Linked DNA regions of Mus musculus: region 2 is linked to region 1. A link is a loop called in an ENCODE intact Hi-C map of the cell type or tissue named here. Cell type or tissue: left cerebral cortex. All regions are shown on one strand. Each heading gives the region's core, and the rest is flanking DNA. Links, peaks and the distances in the headings are about the cores only. Region 1 has its middle 30 kb from the start of Prima1. Region 2 has its middle 13 kb from the start of Otub2.

What was found. Hi-C counts contacts between places; a loop is a spot of excess contacts. Peaks named below come from ENCODE experiments on the same cell type or tissue, not always from the same donor. Only the 100,000 strongest peaks of a DNase experiment are listed, where the experiment ranks them.
Region 2: it touches region 1 in a loop (17-fold over the local background); 1 of 42 quality-filtered maps calls a loop at or near these places.

Annotation. Positions count from the first base shown.
Region 1 is chr12:103,266,327-103,277,393 of GRCm38, forward strand. No RefSeq gene overlaps it. Among named protein-coding and RNA genes, the nearest start is that of Prima1, 30 kb to the left of the region's middle. In left cerebral cortex, for the core only: no CTCF peak of the experiment used is centred there; DNase peaks (open chromatin) are centred at 3,341, 6,044 and 6,922.
Region 2 is chr12:103,370,114-103,381,180 of GRCm38, forward strand. It overlaps a transcript of Otub2 not described here. Among named protein-coding and RNA genes, the nearest start is that of Otub2, 13 kb to the right of the region's middle. In left cerebral cortex, for the core only: CTCF peaks have their summits at 1,824 (motif pointing left) and 6,058; DNase peaks (open chromatin) are centred at 1,801, 5,325, 6,194, 6,770 and 1 more place; H3K4me3 peaks cover 403 bases; H3K27ac peaks cover 1,968 bases.

The DNA.
Region 1 (11,067 bases), core at 1,798-9,797:
GGACCCAGTGCCCCTCATTTCATGAGACACCCGAGATACTTTAAATGCACAAAAAATGATAGTGAACATTAGAAGACTACTCACTAATGTGCTCAGGGAGGAAACATTATTCCAATAGTGACCTTACTATCAAGTTAGGAGTGAGTTTGAAAACAGCAACAGGCCCAGAAAAAAGGAGTCTCTGACTTAGATTGCCCGGTGGCTCAAATGGGACCAATCATTCCTGGGAAGTAACTGACCAGTGTGTTGTCAGTGTCTGCCTCAAGTCCTTGACACGCTCAGATGCCCAGCTCTGCATTCACTGTGAAGACTCAATGTGGAGAAAATAGTGCCCACTGTAGGAAGAGCCATGGGAAGATGTTCACCGCAGCCCAATCACGTCCCAGCTGCAGGGGGTTTTAGTCACCCAGCTCCTCTTCCCCCCCCTCCCTCCATGCCCCAGTGAACAACTTCACACTCTGCCCTCTCTGCTTCCAGGAGTGAAGGGGGTGGGGCCAGTGTGCTGAGGACCACAGGGCTGAGAAAAAAAGCTGCTAACCTGCCACCTGGGGAGAGACCCCAGCAACCCTGAAGCCAGCTCTACCCCGTGTGGCCAAGTCCTGACACCCATATAATAATCCACACAGCTCTTGTCTTGGTGGCATTCTGGGGATGGCTGGGGCACCCCATTGAGCACCTGCTTCAGCGAGAACTATGCTGCCCCACCTCAGGGGTCCCTGTGGTTTGGGCTGAGACAGAAACCTACAAGGAAGAAGGGCTGGAAGAGTCCTGCAAATGAGCAAGCCTTGGGTAATAACTGGTAAACTCGGGTACTTATCTCCCCAGAGATGCCTCACAGATCCAAGTCTGGGCTCTGTGGGACCTTAACAGCCATGTACCCACTGTTTCCTAAGTCCACAGACCTGAGACCATGCAAGGGCAGAGCCTGCCCGCTTCATCTCTGTCTCACAGACTGAAGTGCTAGATGGGAGAACCCAGGCTGCTCCTCACCTTCCCTGGGCAGCCTGCATCTTTGCAGCATGGCTTCTTACTTGCCCGCGACCCGCAGCTCTGAGTTTCCAGCTATGAGCCTGGGCCCTGGAAGAAGTACTTGGATGTTTCCTAAGGCCAAGGGCAGCCACGGCTTCTTTCCTGGCCTGAGGTGTGCAGCCTTCCACTACCCGGACCCTGACCTCCTCACTGAAGGTGTGGCTCTTCCTGACACCCCAGCCGCAAGGCTTAGGCCCTGCCTCCTGGTCCACAGCTACCGCTCTCTGGCTGTCACTCAGCCCCAATCCTATATGTGCACTGGCTTTTCATTGAGAAACCTGACATAGACAGACGACTTAGCCCTGTCCTGGGCAGCCATGATCCTGCACCTCCCCCACCGCGTGCACCCCCACATCTGCTGACAGTCATGACCAAGTGAAGTTCAAAGCATTGGGTGGAGGCAGTAGGTATGTGGTTAAGATCAGTATTAGCCAAAGGCTGGTCTCCAAGAGACAGAGTGGAAAGGGGACCCAGCATTTGTGTCAGACCCTCTTAGACTCAGGTTTTGTCCTTGCCATCTACAGACTGAGGCACCTTAGATGAGTGGGTTTGCTTCCATGGGCTTTTCCTCCTGTGTTAAAAAGCAGGATTTTGTTGTCCTTCTTACTGGGCTGCAGGGAGGACTGACTGAGGAGGGACGGGGGCACAGCTCACCTCAGAGGGGCTTGAGATGCAAGGGATTCTGTGGGACCTCCACTCCGGTGTGAGTCCCAGGAGAAAGTATCTGGACACCAGGGTAGCATGTGACACTTCCGGTGCAGGTGGGCTGGGAAGAGGGGGGTAAGGGGCCTGGGGGAGGGGCCAGGGAGGCAGGGCAGGCAATCACTCCTCCAGAGCTACTGGGGCTGTTGGCTGCAGTGGGTGAGGCTGCCTTTCCAGGGGCAGTGACAGTGAAGGGCTTAGCAGATCCTGACTCAGCCTGGTATGGAACAATCCCCTGTGAGGGGAGCTCAGGGAAGCTGGAGGGGGCAGGACTCCGACTCTGGAGCAGCACTGAGCTAGGGGAGGTCTTGGTTTTCTTGCCAGGTACAGGAAGGAGACCCTGATCTTTGGCGTCTGGGATGCTGTAGAAGTGGGAACCATGAATGTGCTGGCTGGTATTTGTTTATTTGCTTGTTTTGTTGTGTTTGACTGTTTTGTTATTCCTGTTTGCTTATTGTTTTTGTTAGTTTGTTTTGGCTTTTCTGTTTGGTCTGTTATTTTTGTTTCTTTTGTCAACTTGACACAGCTAAGGTCATCTGAGAGAAGGAAACTTCAACTGGAAAAACGGTCTCCATAAGCTTGGGCTATGGGCAAGCCTGTGGGCATTTCCTTGATTGGTGATTGGTGTGGGAGCGCCCAGCCCACTCTGCTGCTCCCAGCCCTGAATATAAGACACAGATTGTATGAGAAAACAGGCTGAAGAAGCCAAGAGGAGCAAGCCAGTAAGCAGCACCCCTTCATCGCCTCTGCTTCAGCTCCTGCCCCCAGGTTCCTGGTCTTCTATAGTTCCTGCCCTGGCTTCCCTCGGTGATGGGGTGTAAGCTGTAAGATTAGATCAACCTTTTTCTCTACAAGTTACTTTTAGCCGTGGTGTTCAATCACAGCAGTAGAAACCTTAACTAAGACAAACTCCTCTAGGATTCAGTTCTGCCCTGAGGACCCCTAGTCTTCCGTGGCTTCATGGCTTCTTAACCGTAGGGGTGGATGGAGCCGGGGCAGGGACTCTCTGACTCCAGAACTCTGCTTCACCGTCTCAAAGGGTTTGTGAGGATGCCATTGGTTTTCCATAAGATGTCAGATGAGGAAAAGTTCTTAGTGTAAGACTTGGCACATAATAGTTGCTCAGTAAAGCTGGGCCTCCTCACATCAGAGCTTCCATCATGGCTCCCAACCTGGACTGCCTTCGGGGATCATCTGTTAAAGCACTGTTACAGGAACAAAAGGAAAATTCTAGAAACAAGTAAACAAGCAGGGCATGGAAGGCTGTCTAGTGGTCACCCGTTGGAACACTCAGTGAGCTGCTGTCAAAGCTGGCATTAGTAACTTTATTTGAGTCTGCACACTTCTGCCATTCATGTGTCAGACAGTGACCTGAGAGTGACACTGTCCACTTTACAGATTAGGAAAGTGAGGAATGCAGAAAGGGCTCTCTGTGTCACAGTGGAGCTGCAATTGGAGGTTTGAGGTGATGGAGCATGTGTGTGTATGTGCGTGTGTTTGTGTGCGTGTGCATGCATGTGCTCATGTACCTGCGTGGTATCTGCAGGTGTGTATGCCTGCTCGTGTGGGTGCTGTATGTAAAAGCCTCTGAGTCACGACTCAGCCTCCTGTGAGTGACAGGTCTCTGAGCATGTCCCGCCCACTTGCCTGAGCCTAAATCCCCCTTCCACAGTTTGCTTAACTTAGTCATTAAAGGCTTGGGGTAAAAGAAATGAATTTCATTATAAAATGACAGAGAGGCAGCCTCCTAGACTGAATACTTTTCTCTTAGAACAAGGCTGGGACTAAGGTATATATATATATTTTTTTTTCATTTTGGATGTTACTTCTGTCCTGATCCTGGGTCACACCTCCCCGATTCAGAGTAGGGCATCAGTGGGCCAGTGTCTAGTTCTGTCTTCCTGGGTCAGGTAATGTTGTTGCCTTGTGGTCAATCTGCACACTCTCCAGGGCCCAGGCTGTCTTTCCTGGAAAGGGGAAGAGAGCGAAGAATGAACTAATGCTCTATTCAGAAGAGCCCAAGAGTGAAGACCTGTAACTGCCCAGAACCTACAGCATGGACAAGCTGTCAATCTTCACATAGGGGGTGGGGCCCAGGGGATCTTCAACCAATGATGGCTCTGCCAAGACTCTCTAGGAGGGTTCATTACCCTGTGTGGGCTCTGCTGACCCTGCCTGCAGATAGCTATAGGAGTAGGGTACCTTTTTTCACAGCATGGTGATCAGTTACAGCAGAAAATATTGGCTGGTCCTGCTGCCAGCAAGTTCTCCATCAGAGATGTCCCAGTATATCCTCCTCCCTGCCCGCTCCTCCTCTTCCTTCCCCTCCTCCCTCCCCTTCTTCCTCCCACCCCTCCTCTTTCTTCTTGCAGTGGTGTTGGAGGTGAGCATTTGATGAGGTTTGGTTTCAGGAAGCCAGGAATATGAATTATGTCGCATCTTCAAACTATGCTACTGTCTTCTCAGTTTTTTCTGAAAACTCCATACAAAGAAAGGACTCCACCCCCTAAGAATGGCTCGACTCTCTTGCTTGCTCCACACCCATGAGGTGCCCAGGGGATGCTACTGGGAACATAGGGAGGAAGAAGGAGGAGTCCAGGTGGGCCTCACCCACATTTCATGGAAGGCACCCCTTCTCTTCCTCATGACTGTACTGTGGGTACATGCCTAAGGCCCCTGGTGGCTTGGGAAAAGTGTCCGGAAAGGAAAATCCTGGGGGAAAATAAGGAGTTTCCCCGCTCATGCCTGGCTCTCCTGAGGAATAGTACCCATGTCGCCCCAACAGCACCCGAGCCTGTTGCAGAGGTCTAGCTTAGGATCCACAGACCTTCTCTGAGTCATTTTTCTCTCTCCGGGTCTCAGCCCACTCTGGCCAACCCAACCCCAGCCTTGCTCCCTGCTGTTACTGTGAGCATAGAGCCCCTGGCATCCCCACGCTGGACCCTTCGATGTCCATCTCAGGATGCAGACTTGAAGCACTGAAGGACTCCTGCATCCATGCCTGTAGAGGGCTGCTGCCGCCCCGTGGGACAGTGACCTTCCCGGCTGTTTCCTTCATTCCTTGACTCCAAGTACCACCAATGTCCACTACAGATTCCTTTTGGGGGAGGCATTAAAGCATCAATTGTCTAACAAAGGTAAGGTCTACCAGGTCTATTTGCTGCTCCAGAACCTCCCATAGCCCCCACCGTCCTGGTCATTAAGAGTGACATCCTCACCTTGGTATCTGAAGCACCATGCCCACACAAATGCTAGGTTCCCACTGTGAACTCTGCCTTGTGAGCCTGCCGTAGGGAAACAGGGATGTCCCTCCACCCATGACACCCAAGCATCCCACGTCCCTTGGGAATGCCACATGCTGCAGAAAACACAGGAGGCCCTGATTCTGTATGGTCGCTCCAAGGCAGATGGGACCCAGATTTAAGAAAAGCCACCAGATATCCTAGGGGTCAGCTGTACTCTGAGTCAGCTGCCTGCCCAGACTTGAACTCATGATGTCTGTTTTCCACCACCTCGACCTCAACTTCACTAAAGTTTCATCTTCCAATCCTCTCGGAGCTTGGGATATAGACTGAATGCTCCCCGCAGCTCCATTTTACAGATGAGGAAAATAAGGCTCCCACTGGCTATTTAACTGGTCCATAGTGACTGGACAAAATTCTAACAGCAGGAGAGACAGAACAAGGATCCATTCATTCATTCACTCACTCATGTATCTCATATTTACCTAGGGCCTACTAGGTGTGGAAATAAACAACTGTGGCCCTTACTCTCCTAAAACTAAAGTTTTGGGGCTGGGGCTTGGAGACAAGCGACGATGTAGATCCTTGCACCGCTCTGGTGATGTATAGAGATTGTGACTTTCCTTCAGTGTCACAGGGGCTCCATCCATCACAGTTTCTGGCTCTCAGGCAGCCAGCAGCGCAGGTTGGACTTTGGTGGACTCGTGCCTCCCCTCCATCTTTAGGATGAGAGCCAAAGGGCTGTTGACCACCTTGAAGGGTGCAGTGGAGAATGGTTGTCTGATGGGGCTGTTATTTCCCAGGAGCTTGTTTTCTCTGCTCCTGCAAATCGATGGGCCAGAGCTGGGGGCCTGTGGAGACGACACGCCCAGGCTGAGGAGTCCTGTGGTTCCCTGGTGATTTCTTCACCAGATGCTCAGGTGGGAGTCTGGGTGTGCAAGATGCAGTTGAGAGATGCCCAGGGTGGGGGTGGGATGCAGAGGAAGCTAGCCTGGTGCCTCAGCCAGGACCACAGCTTCCCTTAGGTGGGAGGCTGAAGCAGTGTGGAGCGTATGGTCAGTACTCTGCACCTTGGTTTTTCCAAAGATGGGCAATTAAGAGTGACGCCCACAGTGGGTGTGTTATGAATCACAAACTCCATCAGATTCTTTACAGATGGCATCTCGTCCACCTCCATGGCTAAATGAAGGATACATTCCTGACTCCATCTTATACACAATGAAACTGGGACTCCCAGGGGCCAAGTGATTTGTCTAAAGTCACACCATCAGCAAGCAATGGCTCTGGGATGTGGATCCTGAGCTTATGTCAGAATCATAAGAGACACACTGTGTGTGTGTGGGGGGGGGGGTGGGTGTGTATGCTGTGTGTGTATGTGTGTGTGTGTGTGTGGTGTGGTGTGTGTGTGTGTGTGTGTGTGTGTGTGTGGTGTGGGTGTGGGTGTGTGGGTGTGTGCAATCCTGGAGATGGAACCCAGAGCCTTGTAGATGCCAGGAAAATGTCCTCACCCAGATACACATGTAGAGGCCAGATAACAACCTTCCATGTTGTTCCTCAGGCCTGGAACTCAGCACAGAGTCTAGGCAGTTCGGCCAGTCAGCTTTAGGGATCTGCCTGCCTCCACCTCTCTAGCACTAGAATTCTAAAATGTTTCTACTATTAAAAAAAAAAAAAAACCACAGTAAAAAACAAGAAACAAACAAAAACCATCCACATGGGGGCTCAAACTTGAACTCAGGCCCTCTGCTTTAGAGGCAAACGTTTTATTAGCAGAAACATCTCCCCAGACCTTTTTGGCAGGCAAGTGTGGAGTGGGGAAGGTGCAGGGGTGTGTGTGTGTGTGTGTGTGTGTGTGTAGTTGGTTGGTGTTTTGGTTTTCATTTTCTGTAAGAGCTGGCTATTTCGGTAAGTCCTCTGACGTGACTCAGACCTGTGAGGAGGTTGGTCCCTCCCCTCTCACTTCCATATTCTAGGGGTGCTTGCTTCTCCTCTAACTCTGGCTGCATCTGGCACCTGCACAGCAACGCCGTGATTTGCATATTGTATAATGTCTCCCCTGCGTGGAGATGTAGTGGGGCCTTTAAGAGACAGGACCCAATAGGAAATAACTGGAGCATTGAAGGTGCTGTCCATGGTGGGCCTTTTCTCTGTTGAACCAGTAGTTATAAAAACCTGCCAGGTCTTTTCAAGTCTCTCTCCCTCTCTGTCTAGACACATAACCTCATACTCTTGCACCTGCCTATGGTGAGCCCATCTGCCATGAGGCCAAGCAGACAGTGGAGCCCTTAGCAGAGCTGGCGCCATGCTGTTTGGACATTGAATCCCTAAACATGAGATCTAAATAAACCTTGTCTCTTAAGAAAACCCCTAGCATTGGATATTTCATTACGGTCATGGAAGATGAGCTACTACAGTTGGAATTGGACGCTTTCACTATAAAAATGCATTATGAGGCAGTAATAACAAAAACATGAACAACCCAAATTTATATCCAGCGTGGAAATGGATAAATCAGCTCTGATGCAGTCACACAATGAAGTGTGGCTCAACAATGGGAGACAGCCAGGACACACAGCATCCCCACTACAAGGATGGGCCTCTTACATATTACAGGAAGTGAAAGCCAGTCTCAGAAGCCTGCACACTGGGAGGGGCTGTGCATGCCACCACTGTTGGAGAAGAAAACTAGACAAGAGGGAAAACAGATGAGGACCTAGTGCCTGCAGGAGTGAGATGCTGAGAGTACAACGCAGTGTTTAAGAGAAAAAGGAGGGCCAAGGAATTGCTTGTTTGGTGACAGTGTTAGTCATATAAGTCTGAGGACCTGAGTTTGAACGCTATCATCCATGCAAACAGTCAGGCCTTGTGCACACAGTTGTAATCCCAGCCCCAGGAAAGCGGAAACAGGAGGGTAGTAGGAGCTCAATGGCAGCCAGTCTGGCCTAATTGGTGAGCCTCAAGTCAATGAGGGACCCTGTCTCAAAAATCAAAGTGGCTGACTTCTGAGGAGTAACCCCTGAGGCTGATCTCTGGCCTCCACATTCACATACACACAAGTACATGTTTGCACACATAAGAACATGCACACACAGAGAGAAGTCTTTCAATGTTGGGATATGGTGGGCCTTAGGAATGTTTTACTCAGACAGACAGTGATCTTCGGCCTCTGAGGTTCCATGGCCTCAGGGTACTAGATACTCTGTGGAAAACAGAACATGCATGCCTTACATACATCCTGCTGCAGACTTTGAACTATCTATGTCTCATGGTACCTAGCGCCATGCACATGATACATCAGAACTCCCACTGTGTGACTCAGAGAATTGAAGAAGGAGTGCCTGCAAAGGCCAGTACAGGTGCAGTTGGGTTTTTTCTCCAATATTTTCAACCCACAAGGGCCAACCCCTCAGTGCAACCAACCACATTTATACCAAGTACCCAGAGGAGCCAATTTGACTAAGCTGGATGACAAATGGCATTTCATAGGGACTAGGAAAGGGAGTAGGAAACTTTGAAGAGTTAGAAGTGCCCAATTGGCGACATGAAAAGCCTCGCTGATCTGCTGCCCAACTCTGTGGATGGACCTAACACGACTGTACTGTACATTTTAAGATGGAGAAAAAGAGCTAGAAATGTGGCTCAGTTGACAAAGTTGCCTGGCATGCACAGAGCCCTAGGTTCAGTCTCCAGCCTAGAAACAGGGTGTGGTGGCATAAGTCTATAATCTAGTATTTTGAAGGTGGAGACAGGAGAACCAAGAGTTCAAGGCCAGCCTCAGCTGCATATCAAGTTTCAGGCCAGCCTGATTGGTGTGAGATTCTGCTTCAAAAAAAGAAAATAGTAAAGATGATACATTTTCCAACTTATAAAACATTACTGTTTAAAATAAAAGTAGTAGACGATGCTTTCTTGAGAGCATGAGATAGCTGTGTGTCGTGAGGAATTGTCTTGGTGACTCCCTGCTGTGTGGACCTGTCAAATCCATCACACTGGATGCCCAAAGCAAGGAGAACTGGCTGCATGCAAATTACTGGCCACAATCAACAAGCTTAAAAAAAAAAACAAAAAAAAAAAAAAAAAACAAAAACAAAAAAAAAAACAAACAAACAAAAAAAAAAAAAAAAACATGTTCCGGTATAGAAAAAGTCTGTGCAGCCTCTCAGTATAAACTCCCTTCCTTTTAATCCTTTGCCTGCAGGACTCAGGAAGAGCCCCAAAGCCCCAGGCCTGCCAAGCAAGTGCTCCACCACTGAGCTACAGCCTCAGTCTTCTCTTTACTTTTTTTTCTGAGACAGTGTCTCACAAGGTTGCCCAGACTCTCCTTGAACTCACTTGTAGACAAAGTTGAACTTAAAAATCTTCCTGCCCAGATGCCAGACGGGCTGGAGTGTTCAGGCCTGTGCTACTAGGCCCAGCTCAATATATATTTGTTAATTAATTATGTCATACCACACCCTAATGGTCCTGGAAAATTTACATTTTTAAGAAGACATGATAAATCTAAGTATCAGACAGGATAATGGAATAAAAAAGACAGTCTAGATTTCTGTCTGTCTGTCTGTCTGTCTGTCTGTCTGTCTGTCTGTCTACCTGATGAATCATCTATCTTGGCTACCTGTTAAATATCATCTGAATTTAATAAATGTTAAAGACAGCCCCACAAATTATAAAGGAAATCAAATTATGCCATAATTTATAACTTTATACTGTATCCCCAAATAATTCCTTACTTCAATGTAAAAATTACTTTGGGGAATATAAAAATCACAAAGAATGAATAAAATATAAATGTTTATATAATTTTGGCCTGGGAAAGGAGCTTTCTAAGTATGAAACCAAAAGCAAACTCATAAAAGAAAAGATTAATAGATTTGACCACTTATAAATTGAACAGCCTGACTCCAAAAAACGCCATAAATAAAATCCAATGTCGAGGCACAGTGAGAAAATATTCTCCGCAGCCCGCGCTGTACTGCAAGGATTAATATCCTTAATGTACAAAGCAGTGCTGCGAATTGATATGAAAAAGGCAAATGTTGTCATAAAAATGGGCACAAAAGACATAAAATCTGACGTCTTAATTATTTTAGCGCTGTGTTTCAACAACTCACAAAAGAAGCAGAAGCTTAGAGGCCAAAAGCCAGGCACTCGCTGACCATGGCTGAAGATCAACAAGGGGCAGAAGAAGGAAGCTGTAACTTTTCTTGGCCAACTGAAAATGAAGCCGTCCATAGGCTCTTTGAGATTTGGGGACTGGGAGTGACCCTGCACCCAGGCTCCTGTAGGGAGCAGCATTAGCTGAGTGCAGCTTTCTGTAAGGTTTGATGTGTACCAAACGCCTTCAGAACAGTGAGTCACCGCTTTTCTGCTGCCTCCACAAACACTCCCTTCTGCTCTATCATGCTAAAAACTAATTAAAAAAAAAAAAAGATACCCTTCTGGCTTCTAGCCATCCAGAAGGAAGTTGGTCAGAGTAAAAGCAGAGAAAGGACTCCCTACAACTTCCTTCCAGGGTCTACCTCCTGCCCACAGCAGTACAAGGCAGAATCCTTTGTTTCTAAGGTTCTCTGAGGCCTCTAAGCTACTGCCTTGGAGACCAGTGCAGGCCCTTCCCTCACAAGCCTGGTACCTGTGGCAGGTGCCCTCTGAGATGTCAAATGCTGGCCTTGAAATATCAACTGGGTGTCCAAGAACATCTCCTAGTAGAGAGGGTCCTAGGTGAAGTTCTATCTCTCCAGTCCTTGATGTGGAAACCTGATCCCTAAAGTTATAGCCAACAGCAGTGAAAGCTGGGGTGGGGGGTAGATGGGGGGGTCTTTCAGAGGCTGCAACAGATCTCTGACCAAAGCAGCTTAAAGAAAGGTAGGGTATGTGTAGAAACAGCTCCAGGAGATACAGCCAATCTTCACCAGGCAAGTATGTCTGCAGGAACCTGGCTAGGCACATGGCATCCACAGTCAGGAAGCAAAGAGAGAGGGGAAAGCGGGTACTGGCTGTACTGGCTGGTTTTGCATGTCACCTTGACACAAGCTGGAGCCATCACAGAGAAAGGAACCTTCCTTGAGGAAATGCCTCCATGAGATCCAGCTGTAAG
Region 2 (11,067 bases), core at 1,479-9,478, 100 kb after region 1:
TGTTGCTGTGATGGCTAGCTGTAATTGTCAACTTGATGCAACCTCAAACCATTTGGGAAGATAGCTTCAGTTGATGAATTGTCTGCTGTGTCAGGTTGGCCTGCAGATATCTCTGGGTGTGTGTGTGGGGGGGTTGTCTTGATCATTTTAATCAATGTAGGAAAGCACAGCTCATTATGGGTGGCATCATTCCCTAGGCAGGAAGTTCTGACCTATCGAAGAGTAGAGAACGCTAACTGAGTTCAAGTGAGTAGGCAAGGAAGGAGCCATGCATGTGTTCACCTCTCTCTGCTCCTGACTAAGGATGCGCTGTGACTGTTTTAAGTTCCTGATGCCTTGACTTGGACACATGATGAACTGTGACTTGAGGTTTTTTGTTTGTTCTGCTTTACTTTTGGTGTTTTGGCCAGAATGCTTATCACAGCAACAGAAACAAAAATAGAGTATGTATAATATTTACTCCATGTTAGTTAGGCTCTCTCAAATCTCCTCACAAGCTCTAAGGTACAAAGAGGATAGGTAGGTAAGGACCTTTTCTAAGGTCAGCCAGTGGTGGGCTGGGGCTCCAACCCCCATCTGATTTAATAGCCACGATGAAGGTTCTGATGTGGGGAAGGAACTCTGAAATCCCAGCTCTTCCCTGGAGGTGACAAGGTGTCACAGGTGACCTCTGGTGGGGCTCAGCAGAGAAATGGCCCTGGCAGACGGATGGGGTTGGGTGGGGGTGCCACAGCACTGCAGAGCAGGCTCATGGTGGAAAGTTTCTGAATTCAAGGATTAGTGGGAGATATGGACAGGATCTGGCCTTGAGTGCTGAGCCAAGGTCATGTGTCTCTTTGTAACAGACACCTGTTGCACCTGCTGAACCTGCTCCGTCAAACAGGACATTCCTGTGCTCGGCTCTTAGGCTCCTAAGATTAGTCTGCTAATCCTCCTCAGTCACCTCCTGCTTAGTACGATGTCATGCTTTCATGGTGTCCCCAGCCATCAAGTGGTATGGCCTGTGCCCAGGCTTCTGTTGAGAAATCAGGAGGTAGAAGGTGCACTCAGAGAGCCATTGGCTCTGCCCCACGGTCCTGGAGTAAACCTGGTCTGACTGCCTAGCTCCACTCAGTGACAGGGCTCTATGTTCTGTCTGTGTAGCTGCTGAAGGGGGCATCTGTCCATCTGACTTGGATCCATCTCCACAGGTTGCAGAGATGGGAGGAATCCCAGGTAACCCTGGTGGACACCATGGTGGATCTCCATGGCAAACTCTTCACAGCCATCCAGGATGCCCCACAGCGCCAGGAGCTCTTCTCTCAGATAGAGCAGGCCGTCCTCCAGAGCCTGGAGACTCTAGCAAAGAGAACCATTGTGCCGTAGGTGATATTTAAAGCCTAAACCACTTGCCCTGGATCAGAGAGAATTGGAGACCCCTTTTTACAGGAGAGTCTAGGTGAGGCTGTCTTCTTTGATCCTTGCAGGTGTCAGTCCAAGACCAATCTCTGACTGTCTATGTGGCTCATGTGTACCCTCTCTGAGCCTCAGTTTCCTTATGTGTCAAATGGGGACGCACAGTAGGACGAAAGATCTTGTGAGATGCCAAACAGCAACCTCCTCCAAAGCGTTTAAAAAAAAAAATACTGCTTCCCCACTTTCTCCTTTATGGCTATCTTATAGGGAGGAGAATTGTTGCCAGAATGAGGAGGTGGCAGGTGACAGAAACTGCCCAGTTACACTGCCACCGGGAGCCAGAAGGTTGGTTGGCCGATTGGTTAGTTCAAGACTAGTACAATGGGATATTTGCAGAGCCTCTGCCCCCTAGTGGTAGTGATCTGGAACTGCGCCACCTGGTAGCTTTTCTTTGGAGAGCATCCTGTGTCCACACTGGGCATTTCTTCCCACAGTACTCAGGATTATATTTGTCTTTTACCGAAGGTCCAATTGTTTAGTTCCTTATGACTCCTCCTCACTCCTGATTGTGAGTTAAGAACTTTGCGTGAAAGTGTGGCTTGTTACCAAGTTTTAGGGAGCATTTTAGCCAGAGTATTCTTGTCATTTGCAAGTTAGCATCGGGGAAAGGAGGCCACTCGATCGGCCCTGTGTCACCCCAATTTACATCCTGGTGTCTGTCTGCCTAGCATAGCCCCACAGCCAGTATGGCTGAGCCTCAGTCAGTCCTGAGGCTGTAAGTCTGACTCTGTCCTGCATCTCCCAGGGCCTTCTGTGTCCGCCCACTCACTCAATAGTGGTACAGAGTTCCTCTGGGCAGGACCAAGCTCTGTGGATACCCCAGAGAGTCTGGTAAACCAAGATGTTCTCACCCCTGTCACCTCAGAGCCTGAAGATCTGACTGTGCCAGCTGCAGAAGAGATGTCAAGGAGAGAGGTGGGCAGAGAGAAGCCAGAGTCCCCTTCCAGAAGGGACATTTGATATCCCTTTGATATAAAATCCATCTTTGATATTTGATGCATACTTGTATGCTGGAAGCTACAATATGAGTTCAGTCAGCTAGCAACCAGCGTCACCCAATATGCCATCACACACACACACACACAGAGGAGGGGGGAAGACAGAGACACAGAGAGAAACAGAGAGAGGCTACAAAGAGAAACCTAGAGACATAGATATATAAATACGGATGCAAACACACACATGCGTATAAACTCATGGAAATACAGACAGGCCTAATCAGACAAACAGACACATACGAACAGCAGACACAGAGCCTGTGCATCCCACTCTCTTCTTGGTGGCCATCAGCTTTCCCGGGTGTCCTTTGGGATGGGCAGATGTTTGTCTTCAGCTGGGAGAACTGAGGCCAGCTCTGCTAATGCCTATAGCTGGGACCCACCTGTTCTATCCTAAAGCCTGGCACCTCATTCAGTCTTTCCTCGAACCTCTGCAACATTTGTGGCGGGCACAGTAGTTTCTGGGTGTCACTGTATGCTATTCTGGTCATCCTGCTGTCCTGTGCTCAGCACACAGATTTAATCGAGGACCTGGGATTTTGGCACTTCAAGGCCCCTCCTGGTCTGAGAAATGTATTCTGGCTTTCTCCCTTCACCATCCATGAGCCACAATGCCCCTCATCTCTGCCTTTCAGCTCCAAAGTCAGGGAGGGCCCTTGGGGCTCTTTGCTTAAAAGACGCCAGAGTTGAAGTCCAGTCTGGAGGCTTCTGTTTTCCAAACAAGGGGCAGAGAGAGGAGCTGGGTGGCAGAGTAGAGACTCTCTGCCTGCCCTCCACACCCTGTGTTTTAAGACAGAGTCTCAGTATGCGGCTCAGGTTGACCTTGGATTCACAAATCTCCTGCCTTGCTGACCAAGTGCTGGGCTGGCAGACTTGCACCTTTATATCCAGCTGTGCATTCTCCTCTCAAAGCTGAGAGGCAAAGCCATTGCATCCGGCCATGACCTTAGAAGACTAAGTCCCAGGCCACCAACGTGCCAGAATGAGGTCCACTGAGTTCCTCAGACTCACCCAACTCTGCACCCATCACCCAAGGAAGAGCTGATGATTCCAGTCAAGAGGCCCAACTGAGAGGGTTCACCCAAGCTCTCTTTGTAAGGACTGTTTAGGCCGTGTAGCAGGAGGAGCTTCCACGAGCTCTCAGAGTGGAAGACTGACTCGGGGGTGGTTCCAGGTAGAGGACACTCTGGCTGGAGTGATACGGGTCATGGCAGGGGTGCTGAAAGGTGGGTTGAGCCTTGTCCTCCTGCACAACCTGCTGCTTAGCTAAGTGCAACTGCCCATCAACAACATGGCCCAGTGGTGTTGCTCCTCAGCTGACAGCTTGCCTGACACTGAACCTCTTCTCTGGTCAGAAAAGGACTGACAGATGCCCACAGAGCCTGCCTTCCCATGGGTACTGAGGCAGCGGCATCTAGGGTCTCTGTGCAGGCCAATTTCATATCAACTTGACACAGGCTCCAGTTATCTGAGAATGGGAGATAAGAAAACGCCTCTCTAAGACTGTGCTGTAGGCAAGCTTGTAAAACATTTTTTTAAATTAGTGATTGATGGGGGCGGGCCCAGCCCATTGTGGGTGGGGCTTTCCCTGGGCTGGTGGTCCTGGGTTCTATAAGGAAGCAGGCTGAGCAAGCAAAGGGGAGCAAGCCAATAAGCAGCAGCCCTCCATGGCCTCTGCATCAGCTCCTGCCTCCAGGTTCCTGCCTTGCTTGAGTCCCTGCTGTTACTGCTTTTGGCGATGAACTGTTCTATGGAACTGTAAGTGAAATATACTCTCTCCTTCCCTACTTACATCTGGACATGGAGTTTTAGCATAGCAATAGTAACCCTGACCCTACAGTTTCTGTTAGCCTCTCAACAAACCCAAGCACCACGTAAGTGAAGGGGATTGGGAGGGGGTGCACAGGTGTATGTCTGCCTTTGTTGGTGTTTATATGGAGACCACCTTGGCCAAGGCCACAACTCCCATACCTCATTTACCTTGCTGGATGCACACCCCCTCACACATGTGAGACATGCACACAGCATCCCCTTGCACACAGGAGGACACATGGGTAGACACATGAGAATGTTCTAGAGTTGGGGGCTCTAGTGCTAGGAGAAGCCTTGACTCCCTCCTCTGGGACTCAGCCAACTACCCTGTGCTGCCTCTTTGCTGCCCCCCCCACCCCCACTGAGATACTTATCACTGCAGCAATGGAAAACGTCAGACTGACTTCAACCAGTGGCAGAGCATGGATTTATTTCTTTAAAACGTTTTTGAGATAAAAATTCACATACGTTAAAAACATGCCTCCCTTAAGTATACCCTTAATGCTGCCCGTCAAAATTGTACTATTTAGAGCCGGGCGTGATGGCACACGCCTTTAATCCCAGCACTCAGGAGGGAAAGGCAGGAAGATTTCTGAGTTCGAGGCCAGCCTGGTCTACAAAATGAGTTCCAGGACAGCCAGGGCTACACAGAGAAACCCTTTCTCAAAAAAAAAAAAAATTGTACTACTTAATACAAGGTCATTCCATCACCTCTGAAAGGTGTGTGATGCTAGCCCCCTTCTGTTAACCCAGCTTCTGGGTGCTGTCCCTTTGAGTTGCCTGACACCTCCTGCACCAAAGCCACACCGTCCGTCTTGATTGCTGTCATTCTGTAGTGAATTCGAGGTTGTGATGTACTTGCCTCCACCACCAGGACAAGTCTGCTGTTGAGAGTGGGTTTCAGGCACGGTGTGATCCAGCACTCAGCGGCACTCTGAAGGACCTGTTTTGTCTGGCATCTTCAGCACAGGCTCACCTCAGTTAATGCAAGCTCAATATAAGCATGCAAGCTAGAATCCTGAGTCTCTCTGCACGTCGAGAACGCCCACGAGCCGCAGTAGCCATGAGTAAGACTTGCCTGGTGAAGCTCAGGGACAGCCATTTCTTCTGGTGTTCATGTAATTGTGAGCCCCTGGGATTTTTGCAAAGCCTTCACATTATAGCCAGAATGTTGTGACTTCTGGGTAAGAGGCATGTGTCTAGATGGCTGCCACAAGTTCATTTCATCAGGTCCCCATCAGTTCCTCATCCGACACTAGTCCATCCAGTCACCCAAATGCACCCAACATTGAGTTAGGTATAGCTGGAGATGGGGCAATAGAAACGAATGCCCCTCGGAGAGGGAAACTCAGTGCGGGTCAGCAATTCTCTGTGTGGGTCAGTGATACTCAGTGTAGGTCAGCGTTACTCAGTGCAGTTGGGATTTTTGAAGAAGCATGGGAAGTGGCAGACTGTCACATTCAGGATACCACACAAGAATCTAGTCTCCTGGTCATCTATCTAACACTAGCAGGCTGTGCAACTTCCGATAAGACACTTGACCCCTCTGTGCTTCTTTTATGCTCTTGCCTGGGATGTTGATGTCCTGTCCTTTACAGATCCCCACTTTGTTGCTGCCGTGGCCTCTGGGAAGGGGGTGTCAGGGCAGAAGGACTAGCAGCTGAGAGGTTTATTTTCCTTCTCAGGAATTTGTATTGGGCAAGATGGAGACTGTGAGAATGAGCTTGCAACTCTTGGAGCCCAAGGATGCTGTCAGGGCACAGTCTCAAAGGCCGGAGGCTCAGGCAGTGCAGCGCACCCTTGAGGACATCCCCAAGGCAACTCGGTGTGAGAAGCCCCAGGACCCCATTTCCCAGCATCCTCAGAGCTCCTGGCCTAGGTCCCAGGCATCACATGAGCTAGCTCACTCTGCCTCTTTTTCTCTCCATTGTTCCTCTGAGGAGGAGGAGATGGAGGAGGAAGCCATATGTTGTTTTCAGGGAGTGGGGAAACAGGGGGGCAGGCAAGGTTCTGGAACCTGCCGGATGTGAGGTGCTGTTGCTACCCGTACTGGGGGGATTGTCACAAGTGCCTGGGGTAGGCTGATAGAGAATTGGTGGCATATGTAGGACAGGGCCCCTCTATTTGTGTGGCCTGTCACCTCTGGGCTCCAGGATCTTTCTTGCTGTGACTGTGGCCTCTTAATGCAATGTGCTTCTGACAGTTTGTCTGTTAGGAATATCAGTCATGGGGAATGTGAAGGAGTCTCCACGTCACCAGATTTGTGAGGGTTGTGCTTGACCACAACGGCCAGGGAGCTAACAGGGGACTAGATTTGTAGGCGCTCTGATCATGAGTCCCCCAGAAGCTACCCACACCAAGTGTCTTCCCACTGCTTGGAATACATCAGCCCTCAGAAGGTCTGGCAGAAGAAGGCTCTTCTCTGAGCTGGTTTTCCTACCCTAAAGTTGGGTGAGGAGGTGAGTCACCCACATACACACAGAGCCTGAAACGCCTCCTTTAGAGTAGGGAATGTGTGTCCCCAGGAAGCCACAGGCAGCTGTACCTTGGCTGTGCTGTTCACTCCACAGGCCTGTTGGTGTGTGTGGGGGGGGGGGGGGGCGGTGACGAGCAGCCAGTGAGCTAGCTGCCAGCAATGGAGAGCTGTACACAGTGGCGGATGGTGAATGACAGTGGGCTGTCATCAGTGGGTGGCAGGCTCCACTGGGCAGAACAGGGAGGGAGTTCTGTAGCAGGGGGAGAGGGAGACTGTGTGTGTCAGTCAAGAAAGGGAACAGTGAAGGAGGCTGTGTCAAGAAGGAGGCCACCATCCTCTTGCATGAATTTCAGAAGGAAGAAGTTGGGGAGGAGCTGGAAAAGGTGGCCAAGGCACTGGGGCAGATACTAAGGGCCTAAGCCATCATGGCTGCCTGAGAAGAGGACAAATTGTGAACAAGAACCCCCCAACAGCAGGCTAAGGGCAAGCTTTCGACTTGAGTCCCGGGGCTGTGGTGAGTAGTGTTGGTTGCTTTTCTTGTTTCTTGACAAAATACTAACAAAAACAGCTTATGGAAAGATGGGTGTGTGGGGGCTCGCTGCAGGGCTGCAGGCCATCACAGAAAGGAAGACTTGTGGAGCAGCTGGTCACAGTGTGTCTGCTGTGGGGGAGCAGGGAGAGGCGGATGTCGCTGCCTACTTGTCTCGCAGTCCTCATTTTTCACTCAGCCCAGGACCCCAAACTCACGAAAATAAATAAAACTGGCAGGGAGGGTTCACAGTCAAGCAAATCGAGAAAATGACTAAGAACAGCCTAGAAAGTGCTAGGTGTTTCAACCATATAAAAGACAAATTGAGGGACAGTGTGAATGTGTCCGAGATGAGCTCTTTGACATGGTGGATCCGTTTTCATAATTCTCTGGAGCGCAGTTTGATCTGAGGTCCTAGGGCTAGGCTAGGTAGCTAGTCGGATATCGATGGAGACTGAAGAAGCTGGGGCACTGAATGGGGTCTGAGGGCCCAACGAGCGGCTCATCAGGCACTGTGATGTCAACTTGATGTCTCTGTTGTCAACTTGATACAGCCAGGAAGAGACCCTCCAGTGAAGAATGGCCTCTTTTAGATTGGTGTGTGGGCTTGTCTTTGGGGCATTTTCTTGATCGTTCATTGATGTGGGAGGGCCTAGCCCACTGTGAGAGTTACCATCCTGATGCAGGAGAATCAAGGCTCTGTAAGAAAGGAAGCCGAGTTTGAGCCTGGGAGGAAACTAATGAGGAGCGGTCCTCTGTTAGTCTTGGCTTCAGTTCCTGTCCCCCACCCCCTTCCCTCAGCGGTGGACTGTGACATGGAAGAGTAACCCAAATAAACCATTTCCTCACCATGTTCCTTTGGTCATGGTGTTTATCAAAGCATCAGAGATCCATCTAGAACAGGTTACTTGCTACCGAGCTGGAAGACCTGAATTCTCTCGCCTGGACCCACGTGGTGTATGAAGAACACCGACTCTTATATGTTGTCCTTTGCCCTCCACACATGTGTTGTGGCACATACACATGCTCCCACCTACATAAAAATGGAACCTGAGTTTGTATCTTTGACTCTGGCTGAAGAGAGCATTCTAAACAGCCTGTAAAAAAAAAAATGCTGTGTATCCATAGGTTTTCTGATAAAAACCAAAACAGCTGTCCCCTCCCCCTTTTAAAGTTAATCCAAACGGTCCTGTCAATCACCTGGACAGGAAATCCCTTCTCAGGAATCTGTGTGTTCCCTAGAGTTTAAAAACCAGTTCTGGAACCTGCTCAACCATGCGGGTTGGCACTGAGGGCAGTCTCTGGCCTTTTCCCCGGTTTTGCTTCTCCCAAGTCCTTCGAAGCATTTCCCAAAATGTGCCTGCCATCTTCCCTCATTAAATTAGGACCTCAGATTGATCATGCGCAGGTGTGTGTCCCTTAGTGGGGGCCCACCTCAGACTGAGCATGCGCAGGTGTGTGTATGTATGTGTGTGTGTGTGTGTCCCTTGGGGGGGGGCGCCAAACTGAGCATGCGCAGGTGTGTGTCCCTTAGCGGGGCCCACCTCAGACTGAGCATGCGCAGGTATGTGTCCCTTAGCAGCCCACCCTCACCAGCTTCCAGTGTTTAAGGATGGCATTGCTTCAGAAATAATCCCTGTGCTCTGCAAACCTGCTACAGGCAACGCGTTCTTCTGGATGCTCTTAGTTCTTGGCGTGCTTTTCCTTTGTCCGCACCAAGAGGCTGGGTTACAATTAAACCCACCTCACACGATGGATTGAATTATTGGCACCAGGTTGCCATCCTACTGTGGCCGTGTGTAAATCCATGCTTTGGCCCGAACTCCCCGCTAGACAGTCTGTTTTTCCAACTCGGAATTGGGTTTAGCAATGTGACTTCCTTTGTCCAGTAAGATGTTATTGGAGTCTGACTCTAGCAGAGAATTAATACATGATTGTGCAGTGCCTGTGAGCTTGACCATGTTGAGATCATGCCTCAGGGAGACCCCTGGTTCCAGAAGGATGTGAGTCGAATGGAACAGACTTTCATCCACATAAACCATTTATTTGGTCCTTAGTCAACTCACAGGCCCACGAAAGACCAATAAATGGTTAGAGTATACACCAATGAGTGTGTGTGTGTGTGTGTGTGTGTGTGTGTGTGCGACTGCTTATTACACAGCACTAGCTGACTGATACATCTGTACATTAACTAGGTCTAATACACACCAAACCAAGACTCATCTTCTTTTTAATGGGAGAGGAGTTGGGCAGGAGAGTACATACTACTCTTGCAGAGGACCCTGGTTCAATTCTCAGCACCTCCTAGCAGCTCACAGTCATCTGTACCTCCAATTCCAGGGAATCCAGTGCCCTATGGTGACTTCTCTGGGTTCCTTACACAAGTGATTCACATATGCATGCTAAGACGCACACACATGCACATAAGCATTCTGTTTTGTTAAAGTGGCAGAGGGCTGGAAAGATGGCTCAGTGGTTAAGAGTACTTGCCACTCAATCAGAAGGTGTAAAGTTCTGATCCTAGCACACACATCAGATGGCTCCTGGAAACCTATAACCCCAGCTTCAAGGAATCTGAGACTTTCTTCTGGCCCCCACCAGCATTCACACATACGCCCATGTGTATATATTCACACAGACATATGTGAACACATAAGTAAAATGAAAAGTGGGAAGGAGTCTGTCCTGCCTTGGAGACAATGGTTAGGATGGATGGAACGACAGGTTATCATTTTGTCTTTTGTTATGTATACTTTTTATATCTTGTCCAAAGTGTCTGTAATAAACATGTTTACCTTTTATAATCAGAAAAAGAAAGCTCACTTTTAAAAACAGAAGCAAATTCTTCTTGGTGTTTTTTTTTTTCGATTTCTTAGTGTCCCAAACAAGGGAAATGCCACACCCTCTGGGCAGGTTTTGTGAGGCTCATTCCCAAAATGTAAAGAAGTGAAAAGCTTAATTCAGTTCCCAAAGAGCAGGGAAGCGAGAGCCCGGCTTGACAATCTCTCAGCCCAGTAGCTGAGAAACTGGGCTTGGATGGATGCCGAGTAGATTCATGCAAAAACACCACTCTCACCTCAAAGGGAGGAAGAGAGAGCAGATTCTGGAGTCAGTTGAGTCATAGGCTTGTTCAAACATATGAGGGCCATACCTAAACATAGCATAATGCAAAATACATTTAGTCCCACTTCCTAAGTCTCTATAGTCTATAGCAGTCTCAACAATGTTAAAAGTTCAAAGTTCAAAGACTTTTCTGAGATCCATCCAATCACTTAACTGTAATCCCCAAAGTAAGACAGGAAACTGACTGGGCAAACTCCAAACTCTGCATCTCCAAGGGTAATGTCAAAGCAGTCTTCAGATCTCCAACTCCTTTTTCATCTTTGTTGACTGCAACCAACTTCTTTCTCCTGGGCTGCTTCCACTCCCTGCTAGCAGCTTTCCTCAGCAGATAACTCATGGCTCTGGCATCTCAAACATCTTGGGGTCGCCAAGGCAACTTCAATGTTACATCTTCTTGTTTCAATGTCTGGGACCCATACATGATCTTCTGGGCTCCTCCAAAGGGCTTGTGTCACTTCTCCAGCTCTGCACTGTGTAGCACTCTAGGCTCTGGTTGATCCACTCCACTGTTGCTGCTGATGTTCTTGGTGATCAGGCATCTCCAATACACTGGGGTCTTCTGCTGCAACTAGGCTTTACCAATAGTCTCTCATAGGCTATCTTCATGGTGCCAAGCCTCAACTCCTCTGCATGACCCCTTCAGTCCTGGGCCATCAACTACAGCTGAGTCTACA